Linked DNA regions of Homo sapiens: region 2 is linked to region 1. A link is a contact called in ENCODE Hi-C or POLR2A ChIA-PET data. All regions are on one chromosome and are shown on one strand. The core of a region is the stretch at or near the end of the contact, and the rest is flanking DNA. Distances in the headings are between cores, read along the strand shown.

Region 1 (6,559 bases), core at 2,790-5,289:
TCCACTCTTTAATAAAAGACTTTCCAAAGGGATAAATACTGACAAAGTAAGAACATGGTATAATAATATTTAAGCCAAAATCATTGTTTTGCAGTGACAAGGAGAAATGGGTCCAAACACTATTTACCCATAAACCTATAAAATATAAGCCATATTGAATACAAGAATAACCACCATGAGGGACAGCATAAAACAGCAGCTGAAAGATGATGACTTAGCAATCACTTACTTTACAAGCTAAATTGAGGTTTCCCAAATTTTCCAGAGTTCCTCAACTGGGGGCGGTTCTGCCTCCATTCAGGGACATCTGGCAACATTTTTGATAATCAAGACTGGAGGAAGTGCTACTGGCACTTGTAGGAAGAGGCCAGAGCTGCTGTTAAACATCCTATAATGTACAGGGTAGCCCACCACAACAAAGAATTATCAAATTCAAAATGTCAGTAGTGACCCTATTGAGAAATCCTGCTTTACAATAAAACTGAAAAGCCCCGCTAGTCACACAAAATTCTGAGATAATCTGTAATACATATAATGCAATACAATGTAAATAACTATAGCTAGAAATGTCAAGTGCATACATACATCCCATTGCTACTCTCCCACACTGTTTCCCCGTCCATCCTGTCATTCTACTCTTCTATTTAATAATTGTTGCTCTGTTTACACTTCCTTTAAGTCGCCTTCCCATTCCAAAATCTCCAATTCTCCTGAGAAATAAAAAGAAATGGGAAGCATTGCCTTATCTATGCTGCGTGAGGTCTAGAACTACACAAGAAGAATCAGAGGAGTCTGATACATGATCATGAAGCTCAGTATTGTTTTGATTTAAAGAAAGAATGCTATAACAAGACAACTGTGTCATAAATTCCCAGAACCATCTCAAAGGATTAGAGACGGGACCCAAAATACAACCTTGTTATGTTTGTAATCCATTATGAAAAATCTACTCATTCTTGGGATCTCATCAGCACAAGGTGAGTTCCAAAATTTCTCTCCTTGCTAATAAATAGTCCTTTGATTCACATCAGCTGCATTTATTAAACACCTAAGTAGCTTCCTTTCATCTGTCCTAAAGCTCTTTCAAAAACTCTTCATTTTAATATTCCCCGATTCAGAGAGCAAGTCCATTTTTAACCAATTTGTATTTTTCATGTTTCATTTAAATCTGTCTTAGCCTGTATTTTTTTCATTCAACTGTATCCAAATGATAGCATTTCAACATTAACATCCAGCATACCTTCAACTATTTTTTTTTTACATTCTTCTCTCTGTAATTTCCAGTTTCATTAAATATTTTTGGAAGCACAATGAACAAAACTCCCAATAACAGAGGAAGCACCAAAAAACATCATTAGTACATGGATAAGCACAGGTTTAGGATTTGATTTCAATACCCTTTTTTTTTTTTTTTTTTTTTGAGACAGAGTTTCACTCTTATTGCCCAGGCTGGAGTGGAATGTTGTGATAGCTCACCGCAACCTCCACCTCCCAGGTTCAAGCATTTCTCCTGCCTCAGCCTCCCAAATAGCCCGGATTACAGGCATGTGCCACCACGCCCAACTAATTTTGTATTTTTAGTAGAGATGGGGTTTCTCCATGTTGGTCAGGCTGGTCTCGAACTCCTGGCCCCAGGTGATCCGCCAGCCTCGGCCTCCCAAAGTGCTGGGATTCGTGTAGTATCTGTTCTTATCAGTTCAATACCCTTCTTAAAAATGCAAAACATCAAATTTATTTTTCACGTAAAAAGGAAATCAATATATTTTAAATACTCTAAACCAAGCCTAGTTAAGATGTGTTTCTGGCACAGTGGTCAACTAAATATGGCAATCAGTTTGAACAATGCCACTTAAGGTAATCATGTATATAAAGATGTTATAAATATTTTGGTGTCAGAAATAAAATTGAATAATGTCAAGAGATGACTTTTCATAAGGGAGTTTTAAATATATCTGAAAATAGCCCATAACCAAATATATTCTTATTGTACCATATAAAAATCTATTGCTAAAAATATATGAATCTGTCCAGTCATCCATGCATCCAAACAGAAGGCAGAAATATTTTCAATAACGTATTCTAGTAATAGTCTAAACTTCACATATTGTATGAGCTAGACTAATGACTTCTATCCTCGCAGGACTTTTTTTACAATTGTTTCAGGGCACTATACCTTTTTAAAGCTAGTATATACTTAATGCTTAATAATGCAGAAAAATTCACTCACCATTTCAGTGGTGTGCCTTCATATTCAAACCATATCTCACTAATGTCTTCTTGTCTCATAACCTTCTGAAAGTGCTTTTTCACTTTGTCAGTTACCAACGTCAAATAACTTACTCTTGGCAAAAGCAACTGAAATGAAAATTTGTAAAACCGTATTTATTTACTAGTTATTATTTTTAAAAAATACTAAGTAGGTTTTTGAATTTTAAGGAAAAACAGCCGTGTTCTTTGCATTATTTTGAATATCCCACACAAAGTCTACTGCTTTTTATAGAAGATCAAAGGTTAAAGGTTAAGATGTTTTAATATTTCTTATGGGGCCATTACTTTAAGCACAGCTTACCACATAAATGCCCAGAATGATCAACACAAATCTATCTACAATCTTCCTATAACACTAAATAAAAATGTAATTAGATGTCATACTATTTAGGATACTTATTGGTTCTATAAAATTTAACTTAAAAATTAAAATGATTCATCTGAGTCAATTAAACTGTTCTAAGAAGATAATCAACTCAAGTTCTAAAGTATACTTTGACTTATCAATCAAATCTTCTCAACCAGTCCATCATGTTTTGAAGGCTGAGAGAGAATGCTGAGCTAGGTAAAGCCTCAAAAAAAAACAGTATGAAGAACCTGGTCAGTGTTTTTTCCCCAGAAAAGGTACCCAAAAATAAAACAGGAGTGTTTTGGAAAATCAATTATGATTTATATAAAGAACCGACAAGTAGATAAAAGAAGGAGCTTGGCAAAAATTTATGGTTTTCCTCCTTTGCAGTAGACACTCTAGCCATTTCTTGCTTTCCTAAGTGTCTGATTTCTTTTGCTGATAAAACTGCTTTGTTATTCTTTTGGCTGCTTTTATAACCGCATCATCTTTCATGCTTTTTATTCAAGGTGATATCTTTTGACTAATAAATCAAGTAGAACTACTAAGCTGACAAATATATACAGAAAGAGATATTCTGGTTGAAGGAATTTATATTTAATCATGGGAGTCCAAGATAATAGGTACCAACCAACTAGGTAGGAGAACGTGACATTGATCCTAGGGGCTACAGAATACAGGGGTATGGGAGGGAGATAGTTGGCATGCTCCAGTATGGAATACAAGGAACTAAATACTATGAACAAGCTGCTGAATAGTATTATGCATTCAACAGAATATAAGTTATTCTTTTATAAAGAAATAACTGTGATTAGTGAAGAAAGAAAAAGGAATTCTTACTATTTAATATAAGAAAAAGCAGTTTTTCCCCCACAGGAAGTATTATCGCCCCTGTTTTAAATAACTTGCCAATATCATGCTATTCTTAAATAAATGGCAGAGAAAAGATTCAGTGTAGTCTTTCAGAAATGACAAATACAGATGTGACATTAAAGTCTCTTTAAAAAAGCAAAACAGCGTCGCAAACTAGCTGTTTTCAAAAATATGTAAGTATAATCTATTAGTCTAATAAGGTCTCTTTTAGCAAACCTTGAACTTTAATTTAAAAATGATTAATGGGCATTACATAGTAATCTATTCTGTAGAAAACAATATTAACTTATGGAGACAGTAGGAGGGAAGAAACACCACAGCTAATGGGTATGGATATATCAGCTCCTGATTTTGGAGAGTGTTGTATTACATGCCTTGGCTTCACTCAAAATTGCTAAAGAACTCACAAATGATTTTTATGAAATAAAATATTTTTTACAATAAGGAAAAAAGAACATTAGACTATAACCTCAATTAAGACAGGAATTTTTGTCTGTTTTGTTCAATGCTACATTTCCACTGCCCAAAATAGTGCCTGCTTTAAAGGAGGCACACAATAAATATTTGCTGAATGAGTCAGAGATGCCAATGGTTAAGTGAGGCAGAGCCAACAACTGTAATTTTAAAAGAATACTCATTTTTAAGGCAGAATCCACACTGAAATGTAGCTGCAATTTTCTGTTCCGTTTGGCCTGTGGGAGTAATCTTTAACTAATATATCCATAGAAACACTAAGAAATCACTCTAAGATTTAAGAATGACTATTCTATAGTACATATAGATACAATTTACCTAGGAAATATTTAAACAAATAAAAATGAAAACAACAATGAAAAGACATCATCTTCTTGTCTTTTACCTGCAGACTATATATACTACTCATTGTTTTTCTTAGGTGTATTTCATTGGTTTAAGTTCTTTTTTTTTCAATGTGGTAAAATATACCTAGTATAAAATTTACCATTTAAACCATTTTTAAGTGTACAGTTTAGTAATACTAAATACATTCACTATCCATCTCCAGAACTTTTTCATCATGCTAAATGGAAACTGTACGTATTAAACAGTAGCTCCCCATTCCCTGCTTCCCCAGCTCCCAGTAACCACCATTTTACTTTCTATCTCTATGAATTTGACTACTCTAGGTACCTTATTTAAGTGGAACCATATAATATTTGTCCTTTAGTGCCTGGTTTATTTCACTTAACATATGTCTTCAATGTTCTTTTAGTTCTTTTACTTTGAATAAGATTAACCACATTTGGAAATACTGTCAGCTACAATGGAAACTATCATTCTCTTATTCCTCATTTAGCCCTAGTATAAAGTATTCCATGACTCTGATACAAGTGATTCATTTTTATCTATACAGCTTAAAAGAATACATATTTTATGCAATTATATGGAATACTTATGTTTCCAAAAAAGTTGCCCATAATTTTAATTCTTTATGCCAAGTCCAATTCTGTCCAACAATTTTCAATTTTAAAATTAGAGACCTTTCTAGGACAAAAATAGAAGTAAAACATACTAGAATTCTGTTCCACTCCAATGTGTAAAGCATCATACTAGGCAATGAGGATACAACATTGAAAGAGACAGAAGAGTCCTTCCCCTTATACAGCATACAGGTTAGACAGCAAAAAAGATACAAAAAAACAAAATTACAAATGTGATTAATGCAGGGAGGAAGTAAAGAATGTTATAAGAGCAAGTAGCAAAGGAATTTAACCTGATCTTGAGTTTCACGGGAGGCCTTGACACGAAGTGTATCTTAAGGCAAAGAGTCAAAAGACAAATAGGAGTGAAATGAACATGGGTGAGTGTGGAAGTCTGGGTGTGTGTAGGTATGGGAGATACCTCTGCCTTTTCCAAACAGGGGACACTGCAAGACAAAAGGCATGGAATGAATACAAAGAAACAAAGATGGGCACATTTGAGTGAAGTCTAAGATGCTGAATATGATAGGAAGGTACAGAGTTAAGACAGAATAGTGCTGAGGAAGCCAGGAGCCAGATTATCGAGAACCTTGTAAACTAAATGAAAGATCCTAAAAATGATGAAAAGCCACAAAGGTTTTAAGCAAGCAAGTGACAAGATCAGACATGTGATTTGAAAAGATCACTCCAACTGCAGACTAGAAAATGGAAAGAAGGGAAAACTAAAAGCAGGAAACTGGTTACTACTGTGCAATTTGATCTCCTTCTTTTTTTTTTTTTTTGAGATGGAGTTTCACTCTTCTCACCCAGGCTGGAGTACAAAGGCAAGATCTCGGCTCACTGCAACGTCTACCTCCCAGGTTCAAGTGATTCTCCTGCCTCAGTCTCCCAGGTAGCTGGGATTACAGGTGTCCACCACCACACCGGGCTAATTTTTTGTATTTTTAGTAGAGATGGGTTTCACCATGTTGGCCAGGCTGGTCTCAAACTCCTGACCTCAGGTGATCCACCCACCTTGGCCTCCCAAAGTGCTGGGATTACAGGCGTGAGCCACTGTGCCTGGCCTGATCAGTTTTTAAGCAGTAGTCTGGTCTAGGCTGTAGCAGTGGGGGATGAAAGGGATCAGATAAGTCTGAGAGACACTGAGGTCTCTGGAGTAAGTTACCGACTATCTGGGATAAGAGAGAAGGAAGGAAGCACCAAACGATGAGTCCCAGGTTTCAAGTAAGAGTAGTTCTTCTTGCCAAAACAGGAAGGGAATAAAATAATGCAGAGGACCAGATTTTTTTGGGGGGAAAGCTGATGAGTCCAGTTTCTAACATACATAGTTTGAGCTCCTATAAGACATCTAAGTGAGGATCTCCAGCAGACAAATATATAGGTTTGGAGCTCTGGAGAAAAATATTGGGAATTGTCAAGATATAAATGCTTGACAAAGACATAAAAATGGACAAGAACTCCAGGGGGTAAAAAGTGAAGTGAAAAAAAAGAAAGCAGAGCCCTAAGAAATACCAATATTAAGGAATAAACAAAGGAGAAAGATCTGGCAAAAAAGACTACACACACACACACACACACACACACACACACACACATAAAAACCAGACAGGCAAAAGCAAAACCAAGGATA
Region 2 (6,355 bases), core at 838-3,337, 190 kb before region 1:
CCAGGCCAAGGGAACATTTGACCCCGATGACCCAGAAAGCAGTTAACTCATGCACACAGCTGGATGCATAATCAAAGAACGAGGTCCAATTTTGATAAATCTGTTTCATTTTTAATAACCAGGGTAAGACTATAGTTCTGTACATCTGGCCAAGGCGGCTGAGGTTTTCCTCAAAGGGCCATGCAGATCTTGGTATCTTTTTTTTTTTTTTTTTTGAGATGGAATCTCACTCTGTCACCAGGCTGGAATGCAGTGGCACGATATCGGCTCACTGCAAACCCCGCCTCCTGGGTTCAAGCAATTCTCCTGCCTCAGCCTCTCGAGTGGCTGGGACTACAGGCGCCCACTACCACCTCCAGCTAATTTTTGTATTTTTAGTAGAGACGGGGTTTCACCATGTTGGCCAGGATGGTCTCGACCTCTTGATCTAGTGATCCGCCTACCTCGGCCTCCCAAAGTGCTGGGATTACAGGCCTGAGCCACTGTGCCCGGCCGGATCTTGGTATCTTTTCTTGCTGTTGCTACAAGAGGTCCCTGGCCTTGTGCTGATGGGAAGGTTTAAGGCAACGTGCTTTCCTCCTTGAGTTTGTTCATAAAAGAGGTAGAAAAGATTGGTCTTTGAGTATCTCCATCCCAGAAATAAGAAAATTCAGGTATGGAAAGTCAAGGAATATGCCCAAGCCACCTAACAAGTTCATGCTGGAACTGGAAACTACATCCCGGCTTCCTGACTCTGGCAGATTAGACAATGCTCCTATTGCTGAGCTGGGCAGGGGCCAAGTGAGCCACTGGCATTGTTTGTGTGTAGGGCAAGCTTGCCAAAGCAGCAGAGTCTTACAGCATTAAATGACTGTCTTCTGCCTTGTCAGGAGCTTGACTCTTAACTAGTTCTGCAGACATTTCAGTAAGGAAGGAGGCGATAAGGAGTCTTGGAGAATCATGGCTTACTATGGCCTACCATTACTCTGAATCCATCTCACTTCTAACTCCACAGAACCGTTCCTGTCTCTAAAGCTGAGCTCATTCCAGATACCCACTTTACTAAAAGGTTTCCATCTCTCTGGGGGTGGCCAGTTCCCCTGTGAAGTGCCAGAGTAAGGTGACATTTCCGGTGCTTTAGCAGAAAGGTGGGTGTCAGGCGTCAGCAGTTCTCCAGCAGCCTCAGGCCAACAGTGTTCCAAAGAGGAAACTGAGGCACAGAACTAACCCTATCCCATCAGAGTGTGCCTCAGAGTCCTGGTAACTGCACCTAGAGAGCACCGTGATCCTCAGGTAGGGGGGCATTGAGCAGTTGCAAAAATTCACATGCTATTTTGGATAAACCGGCTTTAAAGTTCATTCCACTTTAAAGACATGGAGGGTTGTGTTTTCTGCAAAGGAAAGGAAATGTATAAATGGACATATTTTCTACTTCAAGTGCACACAAAAAAACCTGTGTTGCTTCTGAGCTTAAGGAGGTATGTTCTTTGTTTTAAATATTGCCCATGCATAGTTAACCAATGTACCTGGAGGCAGAGATGAAAGCTGAAAAAGAACAGTCAGGTCTACCTTTGTGTTCCAAGGCAATGTAATCCCACAAGGCACAATTCCTCTAAGAATTATCTGAAAATTTTCAATATGCCCACCTGTTAAACAGCTTTTGCAACCAACAGAAACTCTGGAAGATTTATAGTCTGATTGCTTCAAATTGGTCATTTTTGTCTCCTCTAGTTTTGACCTACACGTGGATTCCAGACTGAAAATTACATTATCCAAAGCAAACCATTCAGCCCATCTTAGATAGATTACAGCTGTTTCAACCCTTCCTCCAAATGGAGGGTAATAACATAATATATTATAGCTCATCTATAGCCTGAAGAATTATGTGCTCTTAAAAGGATTGGCTGAAAAGAAAGAAAAGGAAGGAAGACAGGAATCTTCTAAAACTAACTATATAACTTAGAAATGAGAGAAGCGTCCCTTAAATTCAGATCTGAATCTTGTTCACATCGGAGACGTGAGCATTTCAAGGTGATGGGCTGGAAATGAACTTTGCTAGTAGGGACTTTCAACCCCTTCTCTCTGTGAGTTCTGCTGAGGGCCACTGGGCACGTGGCGGGCTTCTCCTAAAGAGAGTCATGTACGTCTGCAAGATTAAAAAAAAAAAAAGGCAGGGTAAAGTCTGTAGCTGAAGGTTGACAGACTTCCTTCCGCACTTGGGTTTTTCTCCCTTCTAAGGGCCGTTTGAAAGTTCTTCTTGTGCTTCTAACTTAGCAGAAACCACATCATGTCTTTTGTCATCATCTTTGCTCACCACTGGAGACCCTGGTGGTTAGAGAGGGAAAGTCCCTTTGGATGGTGCCTATGGGGGTAGAAGGTGTTGGGAGCCAGCAGGGGGTCCGGGTGGAGAGGGAAGAAGAGAGGAGAGGTCATCAAGCTTGCCTTTCTGGCCCAGGCAATATACCCACCCCGGCTAGACTTTCCAATCCTCAGAGTGGCAAAGTATATCTTTTTGGTTATTCACTATGTCCCTGGTTATGTTGGGTTGCTGAGGGAATAGCTAGGGGTCTCCAATCTTTTGGCTACCCTGGGCCACAAGGGAAGGAGGAGAATTGTCCTGGGCCACACATAAAATACACCAACACTAACGACAGCTGACGCGCTTAAAAAATAGTCGCAAAAAAATCTCATAAAGTTGGCTGGGCGTGGTGGCTCATGCCTATAATCCCAGCACTTTGGGGGGCCAAGGTGGGTGGATCATGATGTCAGGAGTTCAAGACCAGCCTGGCCAAGATGGTGAAACCCCATCTCTACTAAAAAATACAAAAATTAGCCGGGCGCAGTGGCAGGCGCCTGTAATCGCAGCTACTTGGGAGGCTGAGGCAGAACAATCGCTTGAACCCGGGTGGCAGAGTCTGCAGTGAGCCGAGATCACACCACTGCACACTAGCCTGGGCAACAGAGCAAGACTCTGTCTCAAAAAAAAAAAATCATAATGTTTTAAGAAAGTTTACGAATTTGTGTTGGGCACCTTCAAAGCCATCCTGGGCTGCATGTGGCCTGCGGGTCACAAGTTGGACAAGCTTGGAACAGATCATTAAACAAAAGAAAACAATTTACTTCAAGAGCTCCGAGTTTCTGGAAAGCCCAAAGAGTGGCCACAGTGACCTCTGTGTGGCCTGAGAATAGCTTTTACCTGCCTTCCTGGCACAGAAATTACCTGGAGGTGGATTGGAAGCAGAAGTAGGGAATAGGAACACAGCTATATATTCGGTTTGAGCTCTTTTAGAGTAGATGCTATAGAGACATTCTATTCTCTTTTTTATTGTGATAAAAGATAGAACCTACATTTACCATCGGAATCACTGTGCAGATAGTGTATGGTAGTATTAGCTATAGGCACATTGTGCAACAGATCTCTAGAGCTTTTTCATCTTGCAAAACTGAAACTGTATACCCATGGAACAACAGCTCCCTGCTCCCCTCCCCCTCAGCTCCTGGGTAGTGACATTTCTTGATCGTGCTGTTAACCATGAGTACTTTTCTTCGGTTAAGTCTACAAACTTGATTTCCATACCAAGACCTGTTTTGAGTTCACACACCAGCTGACCTGCTTCAGGAGCAGTTCAGATTCACTCTGCCATGAATATTCATCACTCACTATGGGTCATGATCACAAATGCATGTCCTCAGCACTCTGGCTGGGCTTCAGCAATTTATGGAGTTGTTATTTGCACCACCAAACCAGTCAGGAATGAAAATAACAATCAACTCCTTAAATGTTTACAAGCCTCCTGGGCTATTGCACATGTAATTTAGAGCTGCCATCTTGTCTCCTTCTTTCTGTCAGTGGAATGGAATGTCCCCTCCAGTAACTTGTTGGCTTTAGGAACATGGGGAATAGAAGGCTCCTCAACCTGAATTGTCTAGTCAAGGCTTGGCTGAAGTCCTCTTTGGTAGCAAGGTGTTTGGGTTCTCATTGCTCTGCAATGCTTCCTTATACAAGTCACTTGAAAACAAACCTTCCCCGCAGGTTGTCCTTGGAAGCAGAGCAGGAGGCAGGTAAGTACTCTCACCCAATCAGCACAATCAATTTGTCATTCCCTGAAAATAGAGTCGTCCCTCCAGTCTGTCCAGGTCGGTGGGGATAGAGAGGAAGGCCCAGCTGCCTTTGAGCAATGCCACATTCCAGTGGGGAGTGGTTCCCCCACATTCACCGCACTAGGGCGGGCGTGTTGTGCCTCGTGCCTGCAGCCACCCTTGAAGTGTTGTTGTTAAACAACAGTCATGAACTCTGGAATGTCTCTGGTCATTTATAGCGTGACTGTGTCACTCTGTAAATGACACTGTCAAGCTTCAAGGCCTAGAATGAAGTTGGTTTGCTTTTCAATAGATCATAGTCCCGCCCAAAACAAAGCTTCCAGGCTTTTACAATGTACTTCTTACTCTGAAACTCCTAAGAGAATAGAAATGCTAGGGAGATAAAATACAGGAATAGACTACAAATCACACTCCAGTCATCTTACAGGCCCTTTAAAACACATAGAACAATTTGACCATACTATTTGCAAATAAGCAGCTTTCTGGAAATTAGCTGGGCTCTTCTTAAAGCAATTTTTGTCTTCTCTCACCCTTGTCTTGACTTTTCCTTCTTTGGTTCATTTCCTTCATGAGATAAATGAAGAGCGCAAGAGATTGAGGTTCCAAAGAACATGTGATTCGTGAGTCATGTCTATTTTTTCTCTATAGTGTTCATTGAAAATTCATTGTTCCAGTAGAAGAAACAGAAAGTTAAAATGAACATTAAATACTGCTTTTGCTATTTCTGTAATACAGCAATAATTATGAAAATAATGCTTCTCATTTGATTTATGCTGTATAAGTTACTATGGTCTGTTGGTCACTGTCTCATTTTATCCTCACAAATACCCTCCGAGATAACTTTATTATTTCCATTTCGTATACAAGAAAACTGAGGCCCTGCGAGGTCAAATAAATTAGATAATGCAGGAAAAAACCTTAACCCAGTGCTCATACAAAATAATCCACAGTTAACATCTTTAAGGAACTTGCTTGACATCACACACGTAGGAACTGTGATGAGGACTGTGACCTTCATATGCTGTGGTCAATACTCACTCCACCTCAGCAGAGCAGCCTTAGGCCATAAAATACACAGATATTTAAAGAGAAATATGGTTTTAAACCTATTCTGCAACCTACAGCTTATTATGTACTAGCTATGAAGGTAGGTTTGTGGAGGATTCACGAAACGTAATTCCCATAGTCTTGTGTTCTTTTGACCCATTCCTTACAAGAAAAAAGTGCTTACAAAATCCTTCCTACTGTCCCTCTTACTTTTAAATCCCTTTCATCAAATAGGTTGAGTCAATACATGAATCCTGAGATTTTTAACATTTTTTGTTCTCAAGTTGTAGGTTTTCCATTGTATTCATGAAAGGTAAGTCCTGCATTTTTACTGATTCATTCATTCATTCTATGAACATTTATTACCTGCCTATTATACTTCAAACATGGGCCAAGCTGGGCCTGAAGGCCAGGTCCAAATATGACCAGGACCTTGACCTCAAAGAAATACTTGCTTCATGAAGGAGAGAGCAATGTACAATCTGATTAATGTTATTGGTCTCTTTTAAATAAATTGGTTCTATTAATATCTGCTAAGATGGATCACTGAATTAGAAATACTAATACCCAGCCTTTATTTTGTAGCATTTAATTTGATGAGTGTTTGGGGATCCTTCACATATATTCACCTTTGGTTTAATAAGGTTATTTAAGTAACAGCAGTGTATACTGACAATATTTGAGTTCCGATATCTAATAGAAAACTCACATTCTACTTATTATATTTGTACTAGCCCCCAAGAGCATTGCCAGAACGGAGTTTCAACAACAAAAATCATTGTTGAACATGACTATGCCCCACAATGAAAATACGAGTTATTATAAATCAGTGAGGGCTGGGCACAGTGGCTCACGCCTATAATCCCAACACTTTGGGAGGCTGAGGTGGGCAGATCACTTGAGGTCAGGAGTTCGAGACCTGCCTGGCCAACATGACAAAACCCCGTCTCTACTAAAAATACAAAAATTAGCTGGGCATGGTGGTGCACACCCGTAGTCCCAGCTACTCAAGAGACGGAGGCAGGAGAATCACCTGAACCCCAGAGACAGAGGTTGCAATGAGCTGAGATCACACCACTGCACTCCAGCCTGGGTAACAGAGCATGACTCTGTCTCAAAAAAATATCATTCAACCAATCAATGAGAGTTTAGGAGTAGATTGTCTGTTCCTTGCAATAGAACTACAGTATCATTTTCAGGTACATCTTCAGAAACATGAGTTTCTGGA

Evidence for each region. A loop is a pair of places that touch in the nucleus more often than their neighbours do. ChIA-PET counts read pairs that join two places held with the same protein, here RNA polymerase II (POLR2A). Pooled maps may share reads with other maps.
Region 2: a loop to region 1 is called in a map of posterior vena cava, with 4 times the contacts of the local background. The contact joins two enhancer-like sites. A Hi-C loop is called at or near these places in 3 of 168 maps with a recorded cell type or tissue (GM11168, mammary epithelial cell and posterior vena cava), 2 of 37 single-sample maps with no recorded cell type and 3 of 50 pooled maps. POLR2A ChIA-PET finds 5 or more read pairs at or near these places in 2 of 52 experiments (MCF 10A and activated T-cell).

The regions. Positions count from the first base shown.
Region 1 is chr6:106,306,137-106,312,695 of GRCh38, forward strand. ATG5 (autophagy related 5) reads right to left here. Exons shown (of 8, transcript NM_004849.4): 3 at 2,228-2,355. Among named protein-coding and RNA genes, the nearest start is that of ATG5, 16 kb to the right of the region's middle. Within about 2 kb of position 4,040, at least 4 of the 41 ENCODE cell types and tissues checked have a DNase peak (open chromatin) inside an H3K27ac peak, as active enhancers do.
Region 2 is chr6:106,115,549-106,121,903 of GRCh38, forward strand. No RefSeq gene overlaps it. Among named protein-coding and RNA genes, the nearest start is that of PRDM1, 32 kb to the left of the region's middle. Within about 2 kb of position 2,088, at least 4 of the 41 ENCODE cell types and tissues checked have a DNase peak (open chromatin) inside an H3K27ac peak, as active enhancers do.